Regions from separate parts of the Homo sapiens genome. Here all the other regions are linked to region 4. Evidence: chromatin loops called from intact Hi-C (ENCODE). Cell type or tissue: IMR-90. All regions are shown on one strand. Each heading gives the region's core, and the rest is flanking DNA. Links, peaks and the distances in the headings are about the cores only. Region 1 has its middle 33 kb from the start of LINC01938. Region 2 has its middle 220 kb from the start of LINC01938. Region 3 has its middle 390 kb from the start of LINC01938. Region 4 has its middle 280 kb from the start of LINC03000.

Region 1 (7,647 bases), core at 3,369-5,868, 1.2 Mb before region 4:
TATAAAATGAGGAATAATCTTACTGGTTATAATTAGTTTGTGAGAAAAGGCATTACATTTACAAACAGTTAAGGTCTAAATAACAGAGAATACAATAGGTGTTTTGAATTCAACCAGGCTAAGATAGTGGGACATGACCACATGAAAAATTACATGGAATAATATTTTCCCTTACATAGCAATACAATACTAACCCAATCAAGTATTTTCTGCTTCTGTTCACTAAAGATCCAGTGAGATGAAGACATTTTATAACGTACAATTAGCAATTAGCTTATAGTAATAGTAGGCTGTCACTTTCTGGAAAACCTCTATTCAGCTACTGCATTATCTTAAGGCTATTCATGTTAGAATTTTTATAGGTTATGTGTTTTAAAAAGATGTATAATCATGTATCCCTAGCCTGTTAAGCTACTTAGTGTCAAAAGCTAACATAAACCTTTATTCATTCATAAATCCAAGACATACTTAATGTTTCAGTCATGTACTAGGAATATAGGTGTGAATAAGACAGACAAGCTCCCTCATCTGACGGTGATGACAAATAAAATTTGATGTCAATTGTGTTTCATAATAACTAAGAATTACCATTTAATCTTAGTCTGTTTATCAAAAACACACCTGTGTTTTCATTGATAAAGTGTAGGAGGTATGTGTGTGTATGTGCACATGTGTGCTGGGGTGTTAATTTTGATGGTGCTATGAATTGAATATCTGGTTATATTACACGTCCTTCTCACACTGTCTGCAAGTTTATGGCCAAATTTGTGGTCCAATTTTAGATGGAATCTTTTTCTTTATCACATGTAATTTGTATACTAAAATCACCTATGTCTGCCTTATGTTTTCATGGTTCTCATTTATTTTAAACTTATTTCATCTATTATGTTAATCTTTACATGTAAACTAAAATCCAATTCAGGAGGAAGTATTATATAAATAATTAAAATATTAAAAAAACAAAAAAGCAATGCTATTAAACACAAATTGTAAATCTAGGGTAAATTTTGGATTGGTCAAATACTTAGATGTAAAAGTGAAACTATAAAAATATAGGATGCATTTATGATGTTTAAATAATTTTAGAGTACAGGTATACTTTCTACGATGTCTGAAATCCAAGCAATTAAAAACAAATGTAACCATTTACTCTCAGAAGAATAAAGAAGGTTCTATGTGAGGGCAAAAACCCGCCACATAAGACTCAATAAACTTTGAAATTCAGAGGTTAAAATTTAACAAACTAATAAGAAAATGTGTAAAGGATATGAACAAACAGTATGTAAAAGATGAAATACAAATGGGTTTAAAGCATGAGAAAAAACTGTTCAATCTCATTGCTGAGAAGAGATGGACATTTAGCACCAGAATGAAATACTCTTTTTTTCACCTATCAAATTGGTAGTTAGTAAAATGTTGCTGATATACTGTGTTGAAAAGAGACAATAAAGGCACTTGCATATTGCTTGTGGGAGTGTCAAGTTATCCAGTCTCTCTGGAGGGTGACCTGGTGTTTAGTAGCAAAGTGAGATGCACAAAATTTTGGATCTAGCCCTTTCACTCCAAGAATTTATTCTACAGATATTATCACACACATGCTACTGTTGAATAGGCAAATGTGTACACTGAAATATTGCAAAAGCAATCAATAACATGGATTATGTTCTAGAGTGGTATAGTGTGTCACTGTTAAAAATAGGGACACAAAATTGTGTTCTAATATAAAAAGATATTATAAAATATTTTAAAAAGTAACAGTCATATGAATTTCTAGAGTATTTTATCTTTTGTATGGTTGGGGAAGGGGAGCAGGAGGAGGAGTTTCTGATAAATATTCATATTTGTTTGTGAGTACATTGTCTCTGAGAGGAAATACCAAATGCTGCAAGCAGGATTTGCCTCTGGGGAAGGTAGCTGAGTGGCCAGTGTAAAGAAGGAGGTTTATTTTTGACTATGTATATATTTTCTATCTTTTAGATTGTGTATCAATGGCATGTATCACCCATTCCCCTCTCTGGCCTCAAAAAAAAAAAAAAAAAAGCGAGTATTACTCGTATGGCAAAAACAAGATGGCAGGAAGCTCAACCATGGCTATACAATCAGAATTACCATGGACCTTCTAAAAATAGGTTTATCAAAGTTTTACCCTAGAACAATTAAATCAGAGTATCTGGGTGGGGGGTTAATTTTATAAATATACACACACAAATATATGTGTATATATATGTATACATATATGCATAGAATATTCAATACATATTTAAAAATGCTAATTATATATAATTAAATGTTATACATATAAAACACACACACACACACACACACACACACACACATTTAAAGCTACCCTGGTGAGTCGAATATGTAAGCTGAGTTGAAAACCACCAGAATGGAATAATCAGTGAATCCTTCTTGGAGAAGACAGGACTCACTCTGAACTTGAAAGCTGGGTCATCCCTAGAAAGATGAATATAGACTGACTGAAATTTAGATTGCACTTATACATCTTGAGGCATCCAGCTAAATGAAATAAAAGCAGATGGATACTAAACAGGCCTGCTAAAAGAAAAAAGAGAGAAATAAACAAAAGCAGGATAAGACAGCTAGAAGAGGAGAGATAGGAGATTTACACGTGACTGATGATTCTTTGAGTAAAGAAATACAAGACATTTGTGATATTTATTATAATCATTAATGTAGGATTATTTGATACTTTAGGTGGCATGATAGTTAAGATAAATATCTCATTACTTATTTAAAACTATTGATAAATTTCAATACATACACGAACATACTTCTAAGCACTATTGACTGCATGCTACATCAACATACTTTTTGCAAAATGCTGCAGAAACTCTGACCACTGTCAAACTAACAAAATCTCACTGATATGTTTTTTTCCAGACTGGAAAAGATGACACTTTGCCAGGCAGGGGCTATATTTTTCAGCACAGAGTAAAACCAAAGGTGATGGAAGGGTACTACACTTAGTCTTAAGGTTGCAGATACACACCAAGTGTTTGACATATTGTATCACTGAATATTTTTTACTGAACTTTAATGTTGTTCCTTTAGGACGATTTTGACAGTCAGTAAAATTCAAGCCTATGGATAGATGTTAAAAGTAAATTTTTTCCTCCTATCCTTAGGTACATATATGAACCATTTTCAATTCGTATATTTAAAAGACTTCTGAAATCTGCCTGTGGCTATGCCCTGGAACACCTAGACAAATTTTTAGGTGAGAAATTCTATGAATCTGTTTACTGTAATTCCCTTCTGTGGGCAAGAAGTGGTATTGAAATCATGCCACTGTATAACTAATTTATGCCTCAATGATAAATTTGACTGCCTGAAAAAGTCAAGTTATTTAACTTTATTATGTATTTGAGGGAGAAAGTATTTTCCAAAATGCTCAGAGTAGAACTTGGCAGTATTATAGTCACATTTGGTCTTCAAAATATTCACCTATGACACTTGCAGGCAAAATGGTTATCACTCGGGAGAATAAAGTAGAATGACGAGCTTTTAAAGTAATGCTTACTGTGTCAGGCTGGAAGGGACTCATCCTTCTCTAAAGAACTCATCTTCTCTAAAGAGAAGAGATGGCCTAAAAGGTCAAAGCAGTTTCTATGTGCCTTGAAGTGCAGGGTTACAAGTGGACAGACATACACTTCAAGGACCCTCTGAGACGTTAATGTCCTATAATACTGATGTCACCTGCAGAAAGACAGTCCTAGGGGCTGTGCTGGAGACAGAAATCAAGTGATACAAGGTAAGACTTCTTTTCAGTAGAAAAGTGAAGATACGGTTTGCAATAATTAATATCTCGTACTGGTTCAGACTCATTCATTGCTATCGGAGCATGAGTGGCCATAAATATTAGTTGCATAAATTCAGTGAAGGCATCTGTCCATAATGAATGGGATCTGTCCTAAAGTGATCCAGAAGATATAAGAGCAACGCAGAGAATAGATTTCTCTGTGGCCTCTCCTAGAAGAACTTTGAGTGTCAGAACAGGTGAAAGGCAAAAACCTTCCTCTGGAAAAAAAAAAGTGCTCCTTGTCAAAATTTATTCTCTTCTGAAATAGCCAGAGAGAATATTACCTAACAGTTTTACAATCCCCTGGATTGTAACAAACCTATGACTTTTAAAAACTGTTGCTTGCTTTTTTAAAGTCCTGTCATTGATTTTATTTCAAAATTGTATTCTTTTATAATCACCACCATTTTAGAAAATGTGTTTAATCAAAAAGTCTACTCTAAGTGTCAGGACAAATTTTATAATCATGTTGTGCTCACCCCACCCCTCACTTCCCTGCACACACACACACACACACACACACACACACACACATTTTTAGCATAGTGATACAAACTCTTCCAGGGTAAACTATCAGATAACAGAGGTTGTCAGTATTCTTTAAGATAGCCTTTTGAGAATGTAGTCATTTTAGTTATCTTAGTTTAAGATAAATCTGCCATGAGATTATTCATTTTTCACAAAGTTATTTCTACCATGAATCTCCTGCTTCATCTGAAAAAAAAAATCTATGGTCATGTGTTTCAACACCAAGAAATACACCTATTTCTGTATGAGGACAGGCATTACTATTCTTGTGGTCATCATGAGAGTCATAATCCATTCACCCACAACACTTTTCAAAAATAGCTTCTGCAAATCATCAGTTCATGCTAATTCATGTGGTTTTCTGAAATATTTATTCCTGTTACTCCAATAACATGTTACATAGGTTATGTGTTTGTATTGATAAAAATAACAAAATAGTAAGTTTTTTGTATTTGCTATCTTCCTGGGGAATTCATTTAGGAATGGGCAAGCAGGAAAACAAACACCACTAGATGTCGCTATAAACAGACCATTTTTTTTTTCTGATAGATTTATTTTCTTGCATTTCCAGATTTACCAGACTGGGGGAAATTCTTTCTGGCAGTATTGATTCCATCTAATCTCTGGTTTGTTTAGTCAAAGGTTATGAACTGCTAAATTTACATTCTTTCTTGTGTCCCTTTGCACATCTGCAAAACAGTTTTTGTTAAGGAAAAATCACAGCACAGGGATTTTAAAATTGTCACCATTTTATTAATTAGGTGAGGGTGTCATGCTGAGTCAGTCAGTTTGTTATTTCTTAAGGAAGATCTTGTAGTGAGTTTGTCTCTCATTAGAGAACTGGAGGACCAGACAGATTAATGCACATGTGCTACGACATTAATTAGAGAATCAGATTGTTCACAGAATAGATAATTTGATAGTGACAATGGAAAGAGCAATCAGCTGAGCGTCTTTTAGAAAGCATCTAAGGGGCTTGAGTTGAGAAGAAAGTCCACTATGACTTACTCAAGTTAGATGTCAAATGGACACTAGAATGATAAGATCACTGAGTTACAGAGACTTTAGAAGTTTTCTAGTTTGTTTAGGTTTTTCGTATCTCTTTCCATTCAAAGCAGAATTTTTTCTATAAAACCCCTGAGCAGTCATCTTTAAGAGCATATAATTTGTGTCTCAGTGGAAGTTTCAGCAATTATACTGCAATTATATTTCTTTGTGCAAATCTGCTTAATGCATTTTGGCCAAGAAAGGGATATACTGCAACCAAACTATCCCGCAAATTGTAAACCACATTTAAAAAAAAAATATGTCACATTAAATTGACTTACACAAACCAAGTCTTAATTGGAAATATCAGCAATCAGCTGCTAAAAAGTCCTTAATAATAGACTGGTGGAGTTCGAATAACAGCAGCGACTGAGTATCAAACTTCCTTGTTAGCTGACATTTAAAAATTCACATTTTAAAAATGACATTTAGCAGACGAGATGATGATGCAAATGAAATCTATATTTAGGGAGGGGTGAAAAACAGCATCTAATTTGTAGTGATTATATATTCTGTTCTACCTGTGGAAATTCTGCTCAAGTTTCTCTAGTGTTCTTTATAAGTATCTCTTTCTCTCTTCCTCTGTCCTCTCTCTGCTCTCTCCCTCCAATTCATTCTCCTTCCCCCTGACCCCTCCCCAGCTGTCTCTTCCCTTCCCTTTTCTCTCCTTCTTCCTCCTTCTCTGCAATGAGAAGCTAAGGACATGGAGAAAACATCTGTAGTCATTCCAATCAACACACAACCAGAAGACAACCAGCACCAGGCCAGGCATGGTGGCTCATGCCTATAATCCCAGCACTTTGGGAGGCTGAGGCAGGAGGATCACCTGAGGTCAGGAGTTCGAGACCAGCCTGGCCAACATGGCGAAACTCTGTGTCTACTAAAAATACAAAAAAAATAGCTGGGCATGGTGGTAAATGCCGGTATTCCCAGCTACTCGGGAGGCTGAGGCAGGAGAATCGCTTGAACCTGGGAGGCAGGGGTTGCAGTGAGCAGAGATCATGCCACTGCACTTCAGCCTGGGTGACAGAGTGAGACTCCATCTCACACACACAAAAAAAAGACAACCAGCACCAATTGCCAGTCACCCGATGAACTACCTTAGACATAGGGACCAGTGAAATATACTCAACCCAAACTCCATTTGACTGAAAAAACAAAACCCAAGCTAGAACCACCCAAATGATCTCACCCAATTTACAGAACCATGAGAGATAATAAGTTGTTATTTTAAGCTGCTAAATTTTAGTGTGTTTTGTTATGTAGTAGCAGGTAACTGGAATATAGTCAATTTGTTTTTGAAGGAAAAAGGGGAAAGTTGTAAGAACATCCATAGACAGATAACTTGAAAGGAAGTCTCTGAGCTTCTGACTTACGCCTAACGTTAGCAGGATATTCTTTTTCTCAACCTTTCACGTGGGATTTTCTTTCTATTGCACGTGAGCTCTGAGTTATGTTTTCCCTCTTCATTTGTCATTATTATCAATTTTCCTTTCGTGCAGTCATTTTTACATTTCACATTCATTCATTGTCATTGGTTTGCTCTTTTATTGCAATTTTGAATCTCATTAAACAGACTTAAGACCAATGAAGTGCTCAAGCATACACACACTTAAAAATAAGCTTTAGGTCCGTTTTGTAAATCTGTATGTTGGAGAAGGTTGAGCAGCAAAGAACCCCAATTTGCCAAATGATGTGTAGGAATATAGAACCCCACACCCTATCTCAGAGATGCAAATTGACGTTATTTAAACAGTAATTTCTAAGCCTGAGAGTGCATCCAAATCACCTAGAGCTCTATTAACATACACATTCTGATCTGGTAGGATTGAATTTTGGCCTGAGATTCTGCATTTCGAATAAGCCACCTAACAAGGCCAAACAAAAGTTGAGTGGCAGAATTCTAGGATGTTTCAGTTTTCTATTATCTTTACCACCATTCTTTACCCCTCTTTGTTCTCCGTCTCCATTCACATAATCACACGAGCTGGAGCAGGATATATTGCTTTACATGCACTCCAGGAAAAGAAACATTGAGGAAAGAAATAACTTAATTTCCTGGCAAAGTTTTTGCTTCCTCTTTGCCCCACACACTTCTCTTTCCCAGGTACTTTCAATGACTTCCTTGCACCTGCAGTTTCCATTCTGATTTATTCTTATCACAATAAGAGCCATTTAAAAATTCTGAAGCTGAACCAGAGAGTGACATTATACATTTATTTTCAAGATATACTGGGCTTAGCACTGGG
Region 2 (7,647 bases), core at 3,460-5,959, 1.4 Mb before region 4:
TTTAACTTTTATGTTTTTATATACAGCAGAGCAGTATACTTCCATTTGTCGCCATCCAGTTCTTCAGGATACTATTGACATATATGTTTATTTTACATAACGTTTTAAATCAAAAACGCTTGCCATTCGGACAGGTATAATTTTTAAAAATAAGCCTTTTTTCTTATCCACATATTTATGGTTTCCTGTGTTTTTTATCCTTTCAAGTAGACCTGCAGTTTCTTCTCATATCATTTTACTCAACTTGAGGAATGATGAAGAAGCTTAACAATTTCTTAATACTGTTGTCTTAAATTTTCTTACCTTTAGTTTATATGAAGTCTTTGTTTTACTGTATTTTTAAAGGCTATGGCCCATAGGTTGAGATTTCTATGTGGCTTTTTTCTCTTTGATCCTTTAAAATGGTCATTCCATTGCCTTCTGATTTATGATGTATCTAATAAGAAGTCAAATATTAGTATTTTAATTTTTCTCCTATATATAAAATCTTCCTTTTATTCTCTGTCTGCTTTTAATATTTCCTCATTGTCTTTGATTTTTGAAAATTTGACCAGAGTTAGATTTCCTTTTTAAAAAAAAACATTTATTATTTTTTAAAATTTCTGTGGGTACATAGTAGGTGTATATATCTATGGGGTGCATGAGATGTTTTGATGTAGGCATGCAATGTGAAATAAGCACATCATAGGGAATGGGAGAGCCCTCCCCCCAGGCATTTATTCTTTGAGTTCCAAACAATCCAGTTACATTCTTTAACTTATTTAAAATATACAATTAGGTTATTATTGACTATAGTTACACTACTGTGCTATCAAATAGTAGGTCTTATTTATTCTCTTTTTTTCATAGTATACAATATGCTTTTTGGGACTGTATTGTATATTTTACCAGATTTGGAAGATCCCTATTTTCTTTCTGCTTCTTCAATTACATACACAGTAGATAGCATAATTGTTTTTCCTATAATTCACAGATGCATACATCTATTTTCTAGTATTTTTCCTTTCTGTTCTTATGTATATTTCATGTCTTCTGATCTGTCTTTAAGCTTACTGAATTATTTCTTGTGCACTATCTAATCTTGACTGGCGCTGCACAGAAAAATTTTCATTTTAGATATTTTAATTCTTGGTTGTTGAATGGTTATTTGGTACTGTTTTGTATTTTTCATTTATCTGTTGAGCTTCTCCATTGGTCATTTATTTTGTATACTTTTTCATTATAACATTGAACATTTTAATAATAGCTGTTTTAAAGTTCTTGGCAGGTCATTCTAACATACACAGGATGTCTGAGACTATTTCCACTGACTACTTTTTCTCATAATGATGGTTCATCTTTTCTTTTGGGGGAGTGCAGTATAGTTATTATAGTGATAGTCTCAATCTTGTGGATACTATATTTTCAGAGTATAAATTATGTTTTATTTCTTTAACAGTTACTGAGTTGTACAGATTTATCCTGTTGAAGAGTGACTTTAAGCCTTTTTAGACTGAGTTTAAACTAGACTTACTGGTGAGGTTTGACCTTCCTATAGAATAGACTGAATCCTTGGTGAGTTTAGAAAGGCTTTTTTCCAGTCTCGATAGTCTGAAAACCAATGTCTTCCAGCAATGCATATTTATTTATTTGTTTATTATTTTCAGTTCACAGACCTTCAGTAGCTGTTCTCCGTCCTGTCTTGTAGTGTTTCACGTGCACATGAGTCACTGGCTAAAGACTTAAGTGTAACCTTATGCCAATTTTTAAGATTTTTTCTCTGAATGGATTTCTTGTCTCCACTATACTGTCCTACAGATTCTAACACCCTCAATGGCCCCAAATTTTGATTTCTATTTTCTCTAGTCGATGGGATCCTTGGTTTCTGTTTATTTGGAAACTTTCTCCACCTAAAAAGCAGCCATGAAAGTTGAATACGTCTTGTGCATTTCACACTTCTTAAGGATCTCCTTCATAAGCTGCCTATTATTCCATATCTGAGTATACTGTCTGCATAGATTTTGTCCAGGTTTACAGTGTTTATGCAGGTAAGACATTCCAATTGCTCCATCATAGTTAAAATTAAAATCTGTCCATATTAATATTTTTGGCATTGTTTCTGTCATGAGACATTTGACTTAATAGTTTCACCTCTTATTTGACTATTCCAGCTGCTCTTTAATACATTTCTCTTTTTGAAATAAAGCTCAGAGTTTTGCTTATGCCATATTAAATTCATATTGAAACGCACACTATAAGCCTTTCTAAATGCCTAAGATAAATCTAATAATTTTTGGCATGTGAGGAAAAGCAAATAGAAATTAAAATTATTTACATGCATTTTTCATTTAAAAAATTCCCTGAAAGTGAGAGACTATATTCTTTCCTAATTACTATTTGGCAATTGAAACAACTCAATGTCATACCATTTTAGAAAGAATAATACGTGAATGACAGGACTTTTAAGGGAACTACTGGTGGTCACTGTAAAATATCTTGAAATGTACAGCGTAAGTTTATCAAGTCAAATAAAAATCTGGTGGTGCATATGTCTTTATTGCCTGCCATGGTATATAGCAAAGTTCAAGAATCATTGATATTCATTGGCTGAGTGATGGAAATAAAGTCAAGAGCTCACACTACTGGAATACTATCAGTTTCTACAATAGAGGAATCATTCCTTATCCCATCTGTCAGAGCCTGCTCAGCAAGAATTTAGAGAATTTGAATGGAAGATGAAGTGAAAGTGACACAATGAATTCTGTGTATTATATAATACTCAGGTAATATGCCTTTATTTGGAAACGGGAGACTGAATCGAATCATAGGCTCAGCGTGGTGGCTCATGCCTGTAATTCCAGCATTTTGGGAGGCCAAGATGGCAGGATTGCTTGAGGCCAGGAGTTCAAAGCCAGCCTTGTCAACATAGTGAGACTGTTTCTACATAAGAAAAATGAAAAAGAAAAAACTAGCCAGGTATGATGGCATGAGCATGCAGTCCCAGCTATTCAGAATACTGAGGCAAAAGATCACTTGAGCCCAGGAGTTCCAGGCTGTAGTGAGCCATGATTGCGCCACTGCACTCCAGCCTAGGCAACAGAGCAAGACCTTGTCAAAGAAAAGAAAAAAAAAAAACCCAAACAAACAAACAAAAATCCCCAAACACAGACCCATGTACACGAGAGCTATAGAAAATATAAAAATAATGATAATATAGCCCAATTCCTTCTTTTAACAAAGGAGAAAAGCAGGATAAGAAAGACATCATAGCCTAAGAGGGACAGGAAGTTTGGTGTGAGATAGTTCTAATATATAATGTTAACTGCACTACTTACTAGCTATACTGAATCACACAAGTCCATTAATATCTCCAGGATTTAGTTTCCTCATTCCTAAAATGTGTGCTGCACTGTTAAACTTACAGACTTATTATGAAGAAGAACACTCAAGTACTTGGAATTCACTTGGAAAGAAGTCCAAACTTTAAAAAAATTATATTTTCTTTCTATTTTCTTTGCCCAAAGACACATCATAAGTAATTGGCAGTCAGCTTCACAATTCAGACCCAGTGTTCTTTTTATACACACACTGTACTCCACAATGGATCAAAATCTTTTGCTATTTAGCAACTCGCCAATAAAGGACACAGACAAGTGATACAGGTATACATATTTCTAATACGTATACGACAAAAATAGCATTATATAGTGAAATTGCAAAAATTTTGTCGCAAGAAAAATTTTGAGTACTTTTCAAAGGACCTACTTCTACGTTTACAAACAATTTTTCGTGTCTGATTAATGAGAAACTTTGGAAACAATTTAATCTATCCAAGGATGTGAATGTTAGTTTCTATTTTTCAAGCCTGATTACAGAAGAACTTCTAAAGCAGTTTAATCTGTTCAGGGATGCTAAACAAATATGTCAACATTCATTTTGCATTTATGTCTGTAGCAGTTAAAGGAAGAAATGTGGAAATACACAGAATTTCGTATTTTCTCTCCGTCTTTTCTTTTTTAAGAACTAAGAGACTCCAGTGCATTTTATTTTCTATAGAGGATTCAAACTCCTAACTGAAATAAATTCATTTCAGATTGAAGTTTTTAGTAGCTTTACCAAGCAGTTTATGGGTTGGCACTCTGCCACAAAGTGATCTATAACCTCATAGTTCACTATTATGCAAATACAAATTTGGCAAGAAGACATGTGTTCTATGATTTTTCTCTAAGGATAATCACAAATTTCAAATTTCAAATACAAAATTATGCTTGACATTTAATTTGAACATGGCTTACTTTTAAAAATAAATAATATAAAATCTGTCCTGTTGTACTTTGGTTGAGAAAGGGTTTTTCTTTTTGTGTATTTTCAGGTTTAGTGCTTTATATCTGCAGGACATATGACTCTCAGACACATATACTTACATGTGCCTGCTGGATATATACATAATTTTGAAGCTTCTCTTGAGAGAAACATAAGACATTGTTTCAATAGAAACAGAGCAGGTTAGAAAAATTATTCTCAGTCAGTAGACACGTCTCAAAATTGTTAAAATTCGTATGTCCAATCATCATTAATTATACAAAATGAGGCTGACAAGCTCACATGCATTCAACCGTGTTGTACAGGGAATTATTACTGATGAATGACAGATGAAACGTAATGAAGATTGGATGTGAGTAATTAATCCAGGAAAGGTCCACTTTAGGAAAAAAGTTGTTCTTTCACTCTTCTTAAACTTAGCCAGTAGGGGTCAGCACAACAGCTGTGGTGGATAACATTTCCCTTTGCTCTTGTATCCACAGAGCTATTCTGATGTAGATATGGCCCATTGTCAAATCTCAGTGGTGTCAAGTCATGCTGAACAATAGTTTTAATAAGTTTTAATATCCGGAAATATACCAAACACTGTGGACTATTTACAGTTTTTCTAACAATCAAATGCCTTTATTTCAATGGTCTGGGTAAATGAAACAAACTTTATTTCAATGGTCTGGGTAAATCAGCACACACATTAAACAAGATGTATTACTTAAAATTCTTTGCAAGTTTGTAGATTGTTTTTGGGAGGATTTTCAATATCAAATTAAATTGCATAATAAATCACCTCCAAAGAATTCACTGAGTTTATAATGTAGAATAATGAAATGTGCAATATATGAAGTGAAACATCTCATATTTTAACCTTTATGCTAAGTGAAAGTAGCAGGTAGAGGTAGAACTGTGTTTATAAAAGTGTTTTCCTAAGGTATTGAGAGGAAAATGCAGGCCTAGTGTGACATATTATTTATTCCCTAGACTCTGTTTGCCACATGCCAAGTAAAATTCACTATATTGCCAACTTGGTTGAATTTTCTCTCACTGAAGCAGTCAGGGTCAGAATCATATGAAAGAATGCCATTTGGTATGGTTTAAAGGATTTCAAAGGCCAATCCAAAAATATATTCTCCACTTCATATCATTGTAACTGACATTGCAATCATTTCTAAGTCTCTGTGCTAAGTTGATTGCCTATCCATTCACTCATGTTTCCAATCGTGTAACCATTTATTCATTCACTGTCCACTCATTCAGACATACATCCATTTATGCCTCAGCACATCTATTTATGCCTGTATTCGTTTTTAAATTTAACAAAATTTGCATAGTGTGCTTGCATGATGAGGGATATAGCAAGAAAGCAACAACAATAACAAAAACTGCCAAAGTCCCTGCCCTCATGGAACTTAAAGTCTAGAGAAGGATTCGGATAGTAAATAAATAATTTTAATGTAGCATGTTCAATGAAATGAAATGTACAGTGCATCCAGGAATTGAGAGACAGCGTGAAAGGCCTGCGTAGAACTTCTTGATGAAAAGATGTGTAAGCTGAGGCCAAGAAAATGGTTATATGGAACCAAGTTCAAGGAGGGAAGACATGGGTTGGGAGGAAAAAAGACAGTCAAGATTTCTGTAACTTTTTTCAAACTATCTATATAATAATCATCATCATCAATGTTGACTGTAGTCTTCTCTATCCCTGCAATATCAAACTATTTCCTTAAATACTAAAATTAATTATGACAATCTTTATTTTTACAGATGAGAGGACAGGAGAAGAGAGGTTATATGGTTATGTGTCCAAAATCATGGCCTGTGTGGTTTTGATCCTGTCATCATGTTGCTAACTGGTTATTACAGAAAACCAAATACCACATGTTCTCCCTTATATTTGGAAGCTAAACAGTGAGAACACATGGACCCAAAGAAAGGAACAACAGACACTGGGGCCTACCTGAGGGTGAAGGGTGGGAGGGGACTGAAAAACTACCTATTGGGTACTATGCTTATTACCAGAGTGACAAAATAATTTGTACACCAAACCCCCCTGACATGCAATTTACCTATGTAACAAACCTGCATGTGTACCCCGAACCTAAAATCAAAGTTAAAAAAATAAAAATAAATGAAATCATGGCCTGAACAACTCTGAAGCCCACCATTGCCACTCTTTACCACTGGCCTCTTTTGAAAGGCTCACAATATCGAGTTACCCTAAACAGCCAAGCCTGATAGTTCTCTGGCTTTTACATTCATTTTCTGGCAGGTTTCTAAAGTTATACAAGTCTAGGATTGTAATGTTAGGCCCTCGAAAGCAGGTGTATGTGAGAGCCTACTCTATCATGGTGTGGTATAAGGGGGAGGAGGTTGGAGGGATTCATATGAATTCTGAGGGAAAGTAGGGAGGTTTTAGGCTGGAGGAATAGTGTGAGCTTAAGAGAAGTACTGTTCACAATGGGAAGTATAGAAAGATGAAACAAAGCCACACCTACCTACTTGTTTTGCCTTAAGCATAACTGCAACTTAAACAGTCTACTTTCTAATGGAAACTGGTTGGTACTACAATAGTACACTTTAATTGTAGTGAAATACAGCATTTTCTACACTAACTTAAAATTTTCAAAGACACATAATTTAACGTAACACCAAACAGGTAAAAACTAATTTAGGAGAAACCTAAATTATTAAGACATAATGAATTCATAGATATAGGTGTAGATAATACAGCTATAACAATAGCTATGTATAACATATATGTAGCTGTAAGATATAGATAACATCATGAGCTACGTAGATATCAGTTGCATAGTGGAATGAGGAGAGCCAGCACACCCTGATTGAAATTCTGACTCTTTTACTTTCTAATATTTGACTTTAGGTAAATCATATCATTCCACCAAGCCTCAGTTTTCATGATTGTAAAGTGTAAATATAAATTCCTATCTGAAAGAGTTTAATTAAAAATATAGATAGATGTAAGAACATAGTTCAGTATCTATTATCTTTGTAACATTCAATATCTGACAAATAATATTATTACTGTAAATTTACCAGCCTTCCACTGAGCAAGGTGCCATCAACCTTAATGAAAGTAAGCGTATAAAATAAAATATTTGCAACATTTCCCTTTACCTGTCTCATAAACATACATAATCCCTGTCTCTCTTATATATATATATGCATATCCAGAATATATGAGGAACTAGGATTCAATAGAATAAAGACAATTGATCTCATAAAAATATTAAAAAATGAACATCAAATTTATCAAAGGAGAAATAATTCAAATGGCTAACAAGTATAAATGATTGGAAAAATGCAAATTAAAACAATGGAATATCTGAATGA
Region 3 (7,647 bases), core at 2,893-5,392, 1.6 Mb before region 4:
GGACAAAGGACAGACAGAACTCAAAGTCGTCTCTCTGCTCACAGGAGACAAATGCTTATCTGAGTTCTTCCTCTGCTTTATTGTTTCACTAAGCCAGCCTAAGGTGGAGGTAACTATTCCTGTAAATTGCATATTCAGTGAAAGGCTAATCAGAAACTCAAAAGAATGCAAGCATTTGTTTTTTATCTACCTACAACCTGAAAGCCACGTCCCCACTTTGAGTTGTCCTGCCTTTCTGAACTGAACGAACGTACATCTTACATATATTGATTGATGTCCTATGTCTCCCTAAAATGTATGAAGCCAGGTTGTGTCCCATCCACCTCGGCACATGTCCTCAGGACCTCCTAAAGCTGTGCCATGGGTGTGTCTTTGACCTTGGCAAAATAAAATTCCTAAATTGACTGAGACTTGACTCAGATACCCTTTGGTTTACATTGACTTTGATGAAAAGAAGCTATTTAATCATAAGCTTTTAAAAGGTATTCTTTAAGGTCTTTTCGAGGCTACACATGGATGAAATTTCTATTCTAGCACGGTTTTCTGTAGCATATTAAATATATTTTTCAGCCACAAAATGGGATGATGATATGGTTTTATACAACCCTTAGCAGCTCTTCTAATTTAGTGGATCGGGTCTAGTACGTATTCCTCTGCCTCCACTGTTTTATTTCATTCAATTACAAGGAAGCATTCTTTCTAACCCTATGTATCTAATAGTAAGTATTCTGCCTAAATAACATAAGGCAAAATTTCCACCTCAGAGTAAATTCGAAAAAGAATGAAACTATAATTTTGCCATCTATCTTACACAACAATAAGCATAGGTGCTTATGTTTGTGAAGCACTATACACAACTTTCCCATCCTCTATATCCTTTGAATTCATAAAGACCCTGAGGCAGGAAGATCAGGCCCAAGCGTTCCCATTTGGCTGATGTCATAGAGCCTCATATAAGGCATGTGACTACACCAAGATCACACAACTGAAAGGATGCAGAGTAAGAAACCACACCACACATTTTCCACTACATTTGCTCTCTTTCCTCTTCCTGACCTGCATGACCTCAAAATATACAGGTCTGTAAGCCAGAGAATGCAAGAAGACTCTGAATCAACATGGTGTATTTCCATTTCTCTCTTCAGTTTACATACCTAGGTTCCTGGTTACAGGTTCATTTCCTGTCATGAGACATGCTTCCTTGGGAACATGTAAGCAGCTTGGGTATCATGCTTTCTCACAAGCAGAGAGAAATCCTGGCCATCCTGCCTCCATCTTCCTTTCTGTGTTCTCCACTGGGGTATGCAGACTTAGAAAAATGAGAAGCTGATGATAGTGACACGAGAAATGGAGCTGGTTTTGATTACAAAATGAATTATATGAGAACTCAGTCACATGCAGGTTAATATATAATCCTTCAAAAATGCAGACGATTTGGCAGTGGTGGTTTAAATTGTGTGAAACAGTTTTCTCTATTGTCAAACTTCTTAGAGACATCAATGTGGTATATGTGTAATGGATTCTCTGTAAAGTACAATATGTAGTATTTCATTGTACTTTGTTAAAGAAAAAATTAGTCTGGCATCTGTTAAAATGATAAGGAAGGGTTATTCAAGATTCTAGAGTATTGCAATGGGGGCATTGTGACAGGGGATTGAGATTGAGTTCAGCTTCTGATATAGGAGAGGTATCTTAGGATTTATAGCCAACAAGCAGAGTGAGAGGGTCAGTGAACGAAAAAGCACGAAGATGAGACATCAAGGGTCTTAGCAAGATTATTGCTGAAATCAGGCCAGGGCCAGGGTAATCAGATAACAAAGGTAGAGAATTCTTTCTTGCTTTTTTTTCCTTTTATGAGACAGGGTCTCACTCTAACACCCAGGCTGGAGTCCACTGGTGCTATCATGCGTCATTGCAGCCTCAACTTCCCGGGCTCAAGCAATCCTCCCACCTCAACCTCCTAAGTAGCTGAGACCATAAGCACATTCCACCAAGCCCAGCTAATTTAATTTATTATTATTATTTTTTGTAGAGACAGAGTCTTACTATGTTGCCCTGGCTTGGAATTCTTGCTAAACCAACTTAGCAGGATTCTTGCTACAACAGAACTGGGTGGACAGAAGACAGGAGTGGAACCAAGGTCCAGGCATACTCGAGAAGAGAGCTCAGAGAACCCTAACTAAAGTTTGGTCAAGGAGAGAGTCTTTTTAAATGTACTTGACGGAGAGCCCTTTTGGTGGGCCTTTGCTTTGGATTAGTTGCCACAGAATACATTTTGGAAGACAATGCCCTAGTACATTTATCAGACAACCAGACACACCTTAGACATTGGTCTGCATTGATTCTACTTGCCAGCCTCAGAATAGGTGATCCCAATTTAGAGACACAAAGTTATCCTCGTGTCAGACTATTAAGATTACATAGGTAGGGAAAATAAACAATAGATTTAGCTTGCCTTTTGTTCATCTGAGATTCCTTCTAGAAGAATCTTTATTTTTCACTTATTCACTGAATAACTCTGGGTAAGCCACTTAACCTCTGGGTCTTCAGTTCCTCATTGGTGTAATAAAAAGGTTTAACTGAATGATCTCTGATGCCCTTTCCATCATAAAATAATACCTATTACGTTTTCTGTGCTTCTGTATATCCAATTAATGTTTTACAAAGAGCAGATTAAAATGATCAGTTTTCAGTGCCATGGGCTGGGGAGAGGAACAAAAGATTTTAGACAGGAGAGGAAGGCAAGTGTCAATTTTTGATCTCTGCTGACAAAAGATGTATTCATTCTGGTTACAGAGAAATTTTCTCCAAAGTAGGCTGGATGCTTTAAAAATAAAGGAATTTGTTTCAGGATGTAAAACTGAGGCACAAGCATGAAACATAAGTCCTAAATGAACTGTAAATAGGGGATATTCACATTTCTCAATGAGAAGGAAACTATGCCATATCTGCAATCCAGTGGTGTTAATTCATCACAATAAAAAAGAATGTTGACATGCAAAGTCCTGTATGAATAAAGGTGTAGACTTTTTTCTTTTTCTTTTCTTCTCTTTTCTTTTCTTTCTTCCTTTTTCTTTTCTTTTTTTAAAAGACAGGGTCTTGCTCTGTCAGCCAGGCTGGAATGCAGTTGTGCAATCATAGCTTATTGCAGCCTGGAACTCCTGGGCTCAAGCAATCCTCCCACTTGAGCCTCCTGAGTAGCTAGGACTACAGGCATGCACCACACCTGGCTTATTATTATTTTTAATTTTTTTTTGTGTGTGGAGGTGGGGTCTTGCTATGTTGCCTAGGCTTATCTTGAACTCCTGGCCTCAAACAATCCTTCTGCTTCGGCCTCTTAAAGCACTGGGATTACAGGCATGAGCCACTACACCCAGCCAACATTCAACTCAATGAATTAAATTTGCTCGGAAAGCTTATTTGAAGGAGAGAAGTTGGTGAGTGAATTTCCTCATGGAAGGCCACTCTTTTGTCTTTAACTTTCAAAATCAACATCTCACATTTACAGTAGGAATCCCTTACTTGATCCTTTTTTAAAAATGTTAATTAAAAGTGGAGAAAAACATTCACCTTCACGCCTGTTTATCAATGTAGGTATGGATAGACATAGATGAATTTTTTAACTCAGAAGCAAGATTTAAGGCAAAGGCACTTACACTCACACCCTCTTGTTTCTGTAAAAAAAAAAAAAAAAAAAAGGTTACAATTTGATTACCATTTTATAGTAAAATCCAGAGTTACAGCTGGAAGTGACCTTCAAAATAATTTCCTTTAACTCCCTCATTTTACAGATATGAGCATGGAGTCTCAGAAAGATCAGAGTCCACAGCTGGTGAGTGGCAGAGTTGGGCGCAGAGCCCCCACTTCCTGACCCTGGGTGCAGGGTGACTTTTGACTCACCATAAACCTAACAGGAATTAGGCCAGCAATTCTTAGAAGGCCTAACACAGGACTCACTCGTGGAATCAGCGTGCATTTGTCCCATGGAATTTGTTATCTCCAATTGTGTTCCTGTTATGGGATTTGTTGTCCTGTTTTCTGACTCCGCACTTGATTTGCAATTCTGGGCTATAGCAGTATGCTTCCCCAGAGTACTGAGCAGTGGTCAGTGAATTTAATCTGTCTCTCGCTGTGATCTGTGAGCGAAGTTGTTACAGCTCCACCTAGTGGACAAATTCACAGAGAGGGGAAATTGCAAAGGGGATGCTGCCCGCTGAGGACGAATCTGCAGGCGAGAGGGCAGAACACATCACAGAGAGGTTAAAGCTGCAAAAAGTTGTACTGACAACTGGCTGTAAACTAAAGGCTGTTGTGGAGAAATCAAAGTATAATTATTAGAGAGGGGGAGAAAACATCAGCTTTCTCATTACTTCAAGGACCTCTAGAGATTTTTATAGCTTCTGGAGGATGCTGTTAGGTATGAAGAAGGACGAGTCAGAGGATGGAATTAATAGAACTCACAAATGAAAACTAACTCTTGGAATTTTTCTAAAAGTGCACACAGGCAAAATTTACTCAGCCTCGGGTGTCTGACTGGCCCCCAAGATTTCTTACGGCCCCAGTACAGTAGAAAGGCAGATGCTGAACGGTGGGCTCCAGTCTTCAGCCATAGTTAGTTAACCCCCTCTGCCCTCTCAGGTTCATAACACGAGCTCTGGGCTCAGTGCTTCAGAGGATCCCTTGTTAGTTTATATTCACTGTCTGTCTTTTGTTGTCTTTCTAAAGAGACATGACCAGAAGCCAAAGGATTGAGTTAATATTACACCATCCCTTGAAAGCAGAAGTAACACTGTCTCTAAAAAATATAAGCCCCAGAACATAAGTGCTATATGTGTGTCTATGTGTGACACACATAGACAAAAAATTAACCATCTCTCAAGATAACTGTTCACATTGATTCCTTCCCCGCTTCTCCTCTATACCCCTTTCTTACATCTTAGCTTTCCATTACCAAGGATCCCAGTAGCTTTTATGGTATTAATTTCCACTCTATGCAAACATCTCTGGGACATATTGCTCCATGTTAAGTACAACTGCTTTCTGAGAAGAACTGACAAAACAACTGCTGCTGATTTTCCTTTATTCAAATCAAGTTTATCTTTTTTATCTTCTTATCAACATCTATACAGTATGTTTTGAAAGCTTTTGCATCGATAGCAATTTTAAGAATGTCCTTGACATTAATGACTTCTATATTTGATCTCAGATCACATTCTCTTCTGAAGAAAGTGTATAATGCTCTAAGGCTGAGTTGGCATAAACATTGCAGAATCACAGGTAAATGACACCTGGAATGCGGCATACATTCAATAAATACTTATTGAATTGAATTGGAAAGACAGTTTGTGTTTTAATAGATGTGATTTGCATGGTTCCTCAGGCTGGTGGTTGAGCAAATGAAGTGAGAACCTCAGAGAGCCAAGACCTATACCTTATTGCTAACGACTTTGGAGTTTGTGATCAGGAGCTCAGATCAAGCCAGTTTTGGCCCTAATTTGCTATGTGAACACAAGTAAGTTACCTGAACTCTTTGCAACTCAAAGTCAAACTGACTACAAGTTGAGAAGAGAAAGAAGAGTATATAATTTAGAATTTTCTGGTCCTAATAAGACATGTCGAGTTCTTAGCATAGTGTTACAAACAGTATTGCAAGCTCTTGAAGAATCCTGGCTATTTGTAGATGCTAGATTGAGGAGCTGAATTTTTTTTATCAAGAAAGACTTCTATCAAAGGCTTCTCTTAGAAAGGATGGTAAAATAATGAGAACAGAGGTAATTGACCAAGGATTATGGATTATTCAACTAATTATAAAGTACTCTGATGAACTTCTTTTTTTAAAGCAAATATTTGTATGTGACATGAGTGTGAGAAAAATACGTAGGCAAAAATGAACAAAACTTTGCATTAGACATTAGAGACTAAAAGAAGCTAAAAATGCACATTACTGGCCGGGCGCGGTGGCTCACGCCTGTAATCCCAGCACTTTGGGAGGCCGAGGCGGGTGGATCATGAGGTCAGGAGATCGAGACCATCCTGGCTAACAAGGTGAAACCCCGTCTCTACTAAAAATACAAAAAATTAGCCGGGCGCTGTGGCGGGCACCTGTAGTCCCAGCTACTCGGGAGGCTGAGGCAGGAGAATGGCGTGAACCCGGGAAGCGGAGCTTGCAGTGAGCCGAGATTGCGCCACTGCAGTCCGCAGTCCGGCCTGGGCGACAGAGCGAGACTCCGTCTCAAAAAAAAAAAAAAAAAAAAAAAAAAAAATGCACATTACTAAGGGAAAAAGAAAAAATACATAACAAAGTAGCAAAATGCCCGTATCACAGAGAAAATTAAGAAATCTATGAAATAGTTGCTGTTGGGCAGAAAGAAATGTGTAATAAATTCTAGATACCAAGAAAGAATGTTAAAGACAGAGAAATCTGGAGTAATTTGCGTTGAGTGGAGGTGTCAAGGACATCTCACAGGATAGAAGTTTTGGAACCAGAAGCATTACATAGATTGGTAGGGAAAAAAAAATCAAAGGGTATCTGGGAGGTTTGTAAACATACCAGCCATGTTTACTGCGGAAGTAGGTTGTTTAAGAGATCGATAAGGGAGATCCCTTGGCCTGGAATTCCATGCTTACATAGTTGCTGCTTTCATAAACCAAACATTGTGGGCAGTAAAGGGATGCAATTTGAAGTCGTGATTTGGTCAGTGTGGTAGGCAGAATACTGGCTCCCCAAAAGAATGCTCGCATTGTCATCTCCAGAACCTGTGACTGTGTTATGTTACACGACAAGGAGGGATTAAGGTCGCAGATGGAATTAGGTTTGCTAATCAGCTCACCCTAAAATTAGATTATTTGGGGTTATCTGATGGGCCCAATGTAATCATAAGGGAAAAAAGAGGCAGAAAAATTATTGTCAGATAGATATGATTTAAGAAAGTGCTGGGTTTGAAGACAGAAAAGAGCAGTGAGCGAAGGAATGGTGAGTAGCCATAGAAGCTGGGAAGGGCAAAAAAACATTTTCTCCTAGACTTTCCAGAAAGAAATGCCGCTCTGCCAACATCTTGATTTTAGCCCACTGATACCTGTATCAGATTTCTGACTTGCAGTCTATAAGATAGTACATTTCTGTTGTTTTCAGCCACTGAGGGTGTGGCAATTTGTTAACAGTAGCAATAACAAACGAATACAGCCCACCTTTCTTGTTCCAAGAGAGTGAATGCAGGAAGCCCACACCATTGGAACATAGTTGTAGCAAAACACCTAGATGGGATTTAAAAATAAAGGAGGTGGAATTAGAGCAGAGAGGATCCTTTTTTTTTTTTTTTTTTTTTTTTTTTTTTTTTTGAGACGGAGTCTCGCTCTGTCGCCCAGGCTGGAGTGCAGTGGCGCGATCTCGGCTCACTGCAAGCTCTGCCTTCCAGGTTCACGCCATTCTCCTGCCTCAGCCTCCCAAGTAGCTGGGACTACAGGCGCCCGCCACCACGCTCAGCTAATTTTTTGTATTTTTAGTAGAGACAGGGTTTCACCATGTTAGCCAGGATGTTCTCGATCTCCTGACCTCGTGATCCGCCAGCCTCGGCCTCCCAAAGTGGAGAGGATCCATTTTAATTGCTAAGAGTTGAAGTACCTTCTGTCCTCCTAAGAGCACCCCAG
Region 4 (7,647 bases), core at 3,340-5,839:
TGATATGTGTAGCTGAGAACTATTTTCCTAAAACCAAATTAACACTACAGCATTTTTTTCTGCTTTAACATATGAATGAGAACAAACGAAGAAATAAGAAAAAAGTGACAAATTTACATACTTAGATATTCTCAATTTCTTCTACAACTAAACTAGCACCATCCTTGAAAGAGACAAGGAGATAAAGCATTAGAAAGAAAGAGAGAAGAAAACAATAAATCTCAGCCAAGAAATTACCTGAACTATGGTAAAAACACAGACCTAAAAACAGAAGACATTGTGTAAGCTCTGAAATTGCACATAAGACATTTGCCTCACAGTGCCTTGTTCTCCTCATCAAATGGTGCTAGCAGAATTAGTAACTACTCGCCTCAGTTGATGTATAAAGTTTAGAAAACCTGCAAACTTTTAGGTGATAAATTCTCACTCTTGAATCTCTCGGCCTTTTTATTGTGCAGCTGGCTATTGAACACCTAGAATCTAAGATAAAAAGTGCCAAAAAACTGAAAAATCGAGATAAATGGGTGAATTCAACATTTTTAAAATAAAAATTAATATAAAATCCATAATAATGAAAATATCAAAACTTTAGAGATCGGTTCAGTGTTACTGATTTTTCATTTGCTTCAAGCTCCATAATGGAACTGTATTTTTTTACATTAATTTAAACTTATTTAAGATATTGTATTTAAATATCATTTATCTTGATGACTGGGTTTTTGATGTTTGTTACGTGTTGTAACCTAAGCAAGTTCTTCCCTCACCTCAGCCTAGCCCCTGCCCTGTCTACCAACGAATCTCTAGGGATTCTGAACAAATCAGTGTCTGTGTTATTGATGCTTGGGGCTCATGCATCCAGCCTTGCAGAACTTTAGCTTCTCCCCCAAGACAGCTAGCTTATCACAAAAGTTTTCAAAAGGAGAAAGAAGGCTTTTCCTTAAGAAGAAATCTTTTACCAATTTTATTTTTCTCCATCCTGCTATCATATATATATATATATATGTGATAAAAGCATAAGATACATGATAAAGGTCAAAAAGAATTCCTTTATGAGCCTTTCTCCAATATGAAATTGATAATTTTCTCTCTTCTCATTCACTTCATAATGGCGGCTAACAATTCTAAGGTAACAGAAGTAGCTTTATCTCTTTCAAGTTACTTTCTTATTTTTAATGGTGACCTTTGCTCTGAATCCTTCATCCTTTCTTATAGCAAATAGTTAGGGGTTTTCTCTTGATCTGTAAGGGAAAGGAAATACAAGGAGCTAGACCATGGGAGGCTCCTGAGGTATATCTGTGCTATAGAGGAGGAAAGACTGGCCCCGGTATTGCTCTTATAATACTAGTGATTAACAGTGAAACTAGACGCCTCCTTTTTCCTATACCACACAGCGTGCTTCTGGCAGTGACACTAAAGCTCTGCTTCTTAATTCCCTGAAAGTCACCTAAACTGCAGGCAACCAGAGATACACACCTCTCCCATGCACTGAATGATTTTTCTGAAGCTTCATGCTTTTGAATTTGCTGGAATGCCCTTCCCTTCTCTACCTGCCATGGTCTGAATGTGTGTGTGTGTCCCCAAAATTTGTATGTTGAAACCTAAACCCCCAACACAATAATAATAAGAGGTGGGGCCTTTGGGAGATAATTAGATCATGAGGGCTCCATGAATGGATTAGTGCCTTTATAAAAGAGGCTTTGGAGAGCCCGCTGTCACCTTCTGACACATGTGAATACAAGAAGAAGGCACCATCTTAGATGCAGAGAGCAAGTCTTCTGACACTAAATCAGCTAGCACCTTGTTCTTGAACTTTGCATCCTCCAGAATGGTGAGGAATAAATTTCTGTTGTTTACAAATTATCCAGTCTAAGGCATTTTGTTACAGGAGCCCCAGTGGACTAAGACTTTATCTCACAATGCTCTTCAATCCTGTGAATTGGCTCAAAAGTCTCTCTTTCGAAGAATGTGTATTGACTTCTTATTGCTGCTGCAACAAATTACGTTAATACTAGCTTATTATCTTACAACTCTGGAGGTAAGAAGTTCAAAAATGGGTCTGGCAGGGCTGCATTCCTTCTGCAGTTTCTTGGGGAGAATCTGTTTCCTTGCCTTCTCCATCTTCTTGAAACCATATACAATCCTTGTCTCTTGGCTCCTTCCCTGTTAAAAGCCAGCAGTATAGCATTATAGCATCTTCTCCTTTCTCTCTCCCTCTCTCTCCCCACTATTATCACATTGCTTTCTCCTCTCTGATTTTATGTCTGCCTTTTATAAGGTGTTTCGTGATTATGTGAGACCTACCCCAATAATCCACGGTATTCTTCCCACCTCAGGACCCGTTTGTCACATCTGAAAAGTTTCTTTTGCCATGTAAGGTAATATATTCATGTGTTCCGGGGTAGGTGTTGGGAGTAACATTATTCTATCTTCAGCAGACCTTCACTGATTTTCTGCCATTGTAAAACTTTGCTGTCCTCTGGCCACCACAAAACCTTAACTGTGTGCCCCCTCAGAGCCAGGTACAGGCGGTTACCCAGGGCGTTATCTGTAAAAGATGTTAGAACAACACTGTAAATGTAGTAAGTTGGAGAAAATTGTATTTGCTGGAAAACCTCCAAAGACGGAAGTCTGTTTCGTTGAGGGAACACTTGGGTAAGCTATTTAGAGAAGACGGAGGAAGATGAGACTCTCAAGAGGCATCTCCCAGGAACAAAATGGCCATGACACTACCTTCTAAAGAGGATTCTTGTTTTGCAGAGAGGACCTGAGACGGCCAGGGCCATCTTTCTCTGCCTTTCCATCCATGAGCTCAAATTCCTTCCTAAACAAACAATGAATACACATTTAGACAGTATTAGTTGAAAGAGAAACCAAACCTCAGCCAGCACACAGGACCAATGTATCCCAGTTGGGCATCTATCTACATTTTAGCAGATATCACTTTGTTATAAATTTTCTCATCTGTAAAATGGGGACAAGGGTATTTCTACATAAGTTGTTGGGAAGATTAAATAAGTAAAATGTTAAGAACAATGCAGTACACATAGTGAATGCTCAATAAGCCTTAACTATTCTATTGGATATAATTGTGCCTGTGTGAAGGTCATGTGGTTTGATAGACTGTGCAGCCTCCAAATCCCAGAGTTCATAATTTCTGAAGTGGCTAGAACTTTACTGTTCAATAAAGAAGCTAGTGGACACATTTGGCTATTTACATTTAAATGTAAATAAATTTAAATTACATAAAAACGTAAAATCCAGTTCCTCAATCACACTGGCCACATTTGAAGTGCTCAGTAACCACAAATGGCTAGTGATTATCTTATTGGGCAGCACAAATATGGAAGGCTTTTATTATCACAGAAAACTCTTTTGCATAGCACGTTCAATAAACGCCCCAGTGTCAAGGAATATTGTAAGGTTTTTAGAGAGCTGGAGAAAGCTTAATATACTCGCAAAATCATACATACATGGCAGTCATAGCTCTTTCATGGTAAATTTAAAAACCATAATAGATTTGAAATCAAATAAGCATGGCATCATTAACTCTGTGCTGAATATATAGTTGGGCTTCCAGGTTTCTGATGTTGTGATGAAAACAATTTGTTTTGACCTTCACCTTCTGTGGACAGCCAATCCAAAATGATTATCCTTCTTGTGGTAATGACATCATTTTCTCATAATCTTAAAACTCTGGCTTAGATCAAGTAGGTAAGAAAAGAGGGCACTTATAATTCAGGTCATGTTCACATTATCAGGGATGAACAATATGCTTTAATATCCTGAGTCTAACATATCGCTTAACTTACTCTAACATTTTTCTTTCTGTTCTAACCACATATTCTCCATTCTAGCCCCAGTGAAAGTGCAGAATTTATACCAAGGCCATCAGCACAAGGAGTTCAAAATGTACTCTCAAGCAAGAATGACAAGCATGTCACCACTCCAATATTCCATACCCACAGCCAATATTGCTAATCAATCCATAACATTCTCTCCATTGTCTTGGATGCGGCCTCAGAATCCTTCTCAACACAAGACTCCAGGTAGCACCCATCAAACAATTAATATTTCCATTCGAATACGGACAATGACAAGTAGTTGTCATTTCTGGGTCAAAGAATGTTTACTAGATAGAAAGAATCAAAGAAACAGGGGAAAGTCAGTTTTCCCATTTAAACAATGCTACTTTCCTTAAGGCACAATCAGGGTTTCGCTTCGCCTCCCTTTTTTAGTATAAGAGAAATGCTCTTTAACCAAGAATTCAGTGGAGCAACAGTGCCACCCAATGGCTGGTTAGATTAGTTTTGCATTTAACTGTTACCATCTTAAGAGAGAAACTGTCTTTCACTCATAAAAATGGGAGCTGGAATTGACTATTAACTGTTTAAGCTGCTATTCCCGTTTTCCTGAATGATAGTTACAGAAAAAGTAGGGGGAGTTCTGAGAAATGGGAATTGTCTTGAAACAAAAATCTCAGCACGTTTCTGTTATCAAACAGCTCAACAAGAAGAAAGGTTCCAAGTGAATTTACAAATGAACAGGACAGATTTTTCACTTCTTATATATAAAGGGGTAGAATGGGCAAGTTTCCCCACCCACCTCCTTGCCCCAGAGGTGAGCGTGGTTCTTTCTTTCCTATTTTCTAATAAATCACTGTGCTAAACGTCCCCTACTAGAAACATTAGAGTAGGTATATATATTGCAGCATTTTATATGCAAAAAAAGAGTGTAGAGGCTATGACAAGTGTTATAAATAGAAGTATTATTTAGTTTAAAGGGAAGCAGAATTTACATTTCCCAAATCGGAGACCACTCAAGCTTTGAGATTCAAGTAAGCAAAATAAATCTGAGCTTTTTGCACTGTGAAATCGAAGTTCTAACTCTATTAATAGAAGAGGTGAGTAATAGATTTTCCTGGTCTGATGGTGGTGGGATTTTATTACCCAATCTTCGTGATCTGCATAGTTCATCAGCCACTTTTCCAACGTGAGGTGACAGGGAGTCCCCAGGCACTAAGGCTGCATGTTGCTAAGTGCTGGGTTTTTCTCTCCCTTGGAGGGACTTATTTGAAGTTCTGGAGACATCCTCACAGGACTTAAGCCCAAGGAAAGCAAAAAGCCTGCTCTTCCTTTTAACTTCCAATCAATCAAAATGTTCACAGAATATATTTAAAAAAAAAAAACACGTTGATATTCTTTAAAAAAATTCCAGCAAACAGAATGAGTTGGTGCTAGGTTGATCTGATAATTTTTAATGTATAAAGAAGTTACACACAAATATTTATTACTGTTTACTAGGGATTGCTATGATTAATGACTTTTGAAAAAAATCAAATTTCCAATCTGCTGTTAATTTATGGTCAAAGGGCTTTTGCCCAGAACTTTTTAACTCAACCTTTGTCCTCTGGTTATTTTGGTGAGATGAACTGTGTTTTGCTGATAAATATGATTGATTGAAAAAAGACTCTGGCCTTTAAAGAGAAACTAGCAGGCTGAACAGAGGCACACAGCAAATATTTTATGCAAAAGCCAAAAATACAGTGCTAGTGAATCTGAGAAGAATATTCAATTAACTTCAGGTTTCTTCATTGAGTCAGTAGGTAGGAAGTTCAATTATAAGAAGTTTCATGGGTTATTTTAGTATTTTTTAAATAATTGTAATTTATTCTTACAGTGATGAGATTGTATGAAGTAGTTCAATGAGAGGCAAGAAGATGTGAAGCGTACATGGGCAAAATTTTAGATCAGCGGACCTGTGAATGAATCCTAGTACAGCCAGAAATGATCCATGTGAATTTGTGTAAATTACTTAACATCTATGAGCTTCAATTCCCCAGCCTGTTAAATGGAACACCAATAGCACAAACCCATAATATCATTATGAGGATTAATGAGCATGGTGTATGGTGAGAGAAGACAGAATATTCAGAGGGAATGTCTCAAGTCAGCAATGGAACTGGAGTAACAGGAGATGAAAGGAGAAAGGAAGATTTGCAATCCAATAATGATAATTATTTTGGAATACTGACACATCCTTAGGCTTAATGTAAGTGGCCAGAGACTATAAACTAATAGGTCCGTACAGCCAGTGGTGGTCTTGCAGATATGTCTTGTTAGATGACAGTGCTTAACTTTGGAATGTGTTTACTTGGAAGAGGGTCCTATATTTGCCATTTGCCACCAATGGTCCCATCATTTTCTACTGTGCTCAACCCATCTGGATTCTCTCATTTCTATCTCTCTGGTCTCTCCTGGCTTTGGACTTTTTGACCTGTGTTTGGCAAATAAAAGAAAATAACTGTTCGAAATGAGTCCTGAGATTTCAAATGATCAATTATGTGGCAGAATTCATGTTATACTCCCTAAATTGACTGGCAGAGAGGTTTCAGCTTACATGCCAGCTCTCTTGATTGGCGGCAACTGCCCCAAATGTGTGTTACGAAGCTTCTGAGGCTGCTGCCAAGTTCAGTGTTCTAGAGGGCAAGAGATAGCTGTCCTATGTCCTACTTCACTTGTCCTCAGAATGCAATCCACTGAGCATAAGCAACATATTATTTGATTTTTTCCTATGCCATTTAATATGGTAGTCACCAGCCACATGTGGCTACTAAGCATGAGAAATGTGACTAGTCCAAGTTGAAATATACTGTAAGTATAATATGCACACCAGCTTTCAAAGGTTTGCTACAAAACATAGAGTGTAAAAATCTCATTAATAATTTTTAATATTGACTATGTGGTAAAAAGGTAATATTTCTGATATATTGTGCTAAATACAATATAAAAATTTACCTTAAAAAACTTTTTAATGCAGCTGCTAGAAAAATTCGAACTTACATATGTGCCTCAAATTATATTTCTGTTGAATATTATTATATATTATATATCTTAATATATAATATAATGATGTAGTAATAGTAAAAATAGTTACTGGCCTTCATATATTATTTGTGCAATTTTTATTGAACTACAGACCCCGCCAAAGTATTATTTGGGTCCAAAAAATAAAAGGAGATAACTCTCAAAAGGAAAAATGATGAAAATTTCCAGTAGAGATTCTATTTATTTTTTAAATTCAATTTTCTCAGTGTTTTTATTGTTTGATTTATTTATTTTTCATTTGTATAAACTTATGGGGTACAAGTGTAATTTTGTGAGTTGCCTAGATTGTAATATAGTGGTAAAGTCTTTTGACCTTTTTTCTCAATGAAATTCTCAAAGTGCCTTCTTCGCCACACACAAACATCAACTGAGAATCACTGCTCTAGAAAGGGTCAGCAAACTAAAGACGATGGAAAAACATCCACCAGCCACATATCTATGTTTCCACCATATTGTCTATGGCTCCTTTTGCATTATAATGGCTAGGTTGACTAATTGTGACAGAGAGGATCCCCAAGGGGTCCTCAAAGTCCAAATTATCTACTGTCTGGCCCTTTACAGAAAATGTTTGCTGACCCCTGCTCTAGAACAATAATTTGAAATGGGTTTTCCTAAATTAATCCTCATAACAGACATTCAGGTCAGTTAACAGATGCAAAAAATTGCTTAGGAAGAAGTTTGGATCACCAGTGTTACAAACCACAGATGCGTTCAGAAATAAAACTTTATTTTCTAGCGTCTAAAAAAATCTTCAAATTGTTTT

What was found. A loop is a pair of places that touch in the nucleus more often than their neighbours do. Peaks named below come from ENCODE experiments on the same cell type or tissue, not always from the same donor. Only the 100,000 strongest peaks of a DNase experiment are listed, where the experiment ranks them.
Region 1: a loop joins it to region 4, with 7 times the contacts of the local background. A loop is called at or near these places in 38 of 110 quality-filtered maps.
Region 2: a loop joins it to region 4, with 28 times the contacts of the local background. A loop is called at or near these places in 9 of 110 quality-filtered maps.
Region 3: it touches region 4 in a loop (4-fold over the local background); 2 of 110 quality-filtered maps call a loop at or near these places.

The regions. Positions count from the first base shown.
Region 1 is chr5:165,206,531-165,214,177 of GRCh38, reverse strand. No RefSeq gene overlaps it. Among named protein-coding and RNA genes, the nearest start is that of LINC01938, 33 kb to the left of the region's middle. In IMR-90, for the core only: a CTCF peak has its summit at 4,849 (motif pointing right); no DNase peak of the experiment used is centred there.
Region 2 is chr5:165,455,160-165,462,806 of GRCh38, reverse strand. No RefSeq gene overlaps it. Among named protein-coding and RNA genes, the nearest start is that of LINC01938, 220 kb to the right of the region's middle. In IMR-90, for the core only: a CTCF peak has its summit at 4,731 (motif pointing right); no DNase peak of the experiment used is centred there.
Region 3 is chr5:165,626,933-165,634,579 of GRCh38, reverse strand. No RefSeq gene overlaps it. Among named protein-coding and RNA genes, the nearest start is that of LINC01938, 390 kb to the right of the region's middle. In IMR-90, for the core only: a CTCF peak has its summit at 4,163 (motif pointing left); a DNase peak (open chromatin) is centred at 4,139.
Region 4 is chr5:164,009,905-164,017,551 of GRCh38, reverse strand. No RefSeq gene overlaps it. Among named protein-coding and RNA genes, the nearest start is that of LINC03000, 280 kb to the left of the region's middle. In IMR-90, for the core only: a CTCF peak has its summit at 4,286 (motif pointing left); a DNase peak (open chromatin) is centred at 4,271; H3K27ac peaks cover 181 bases.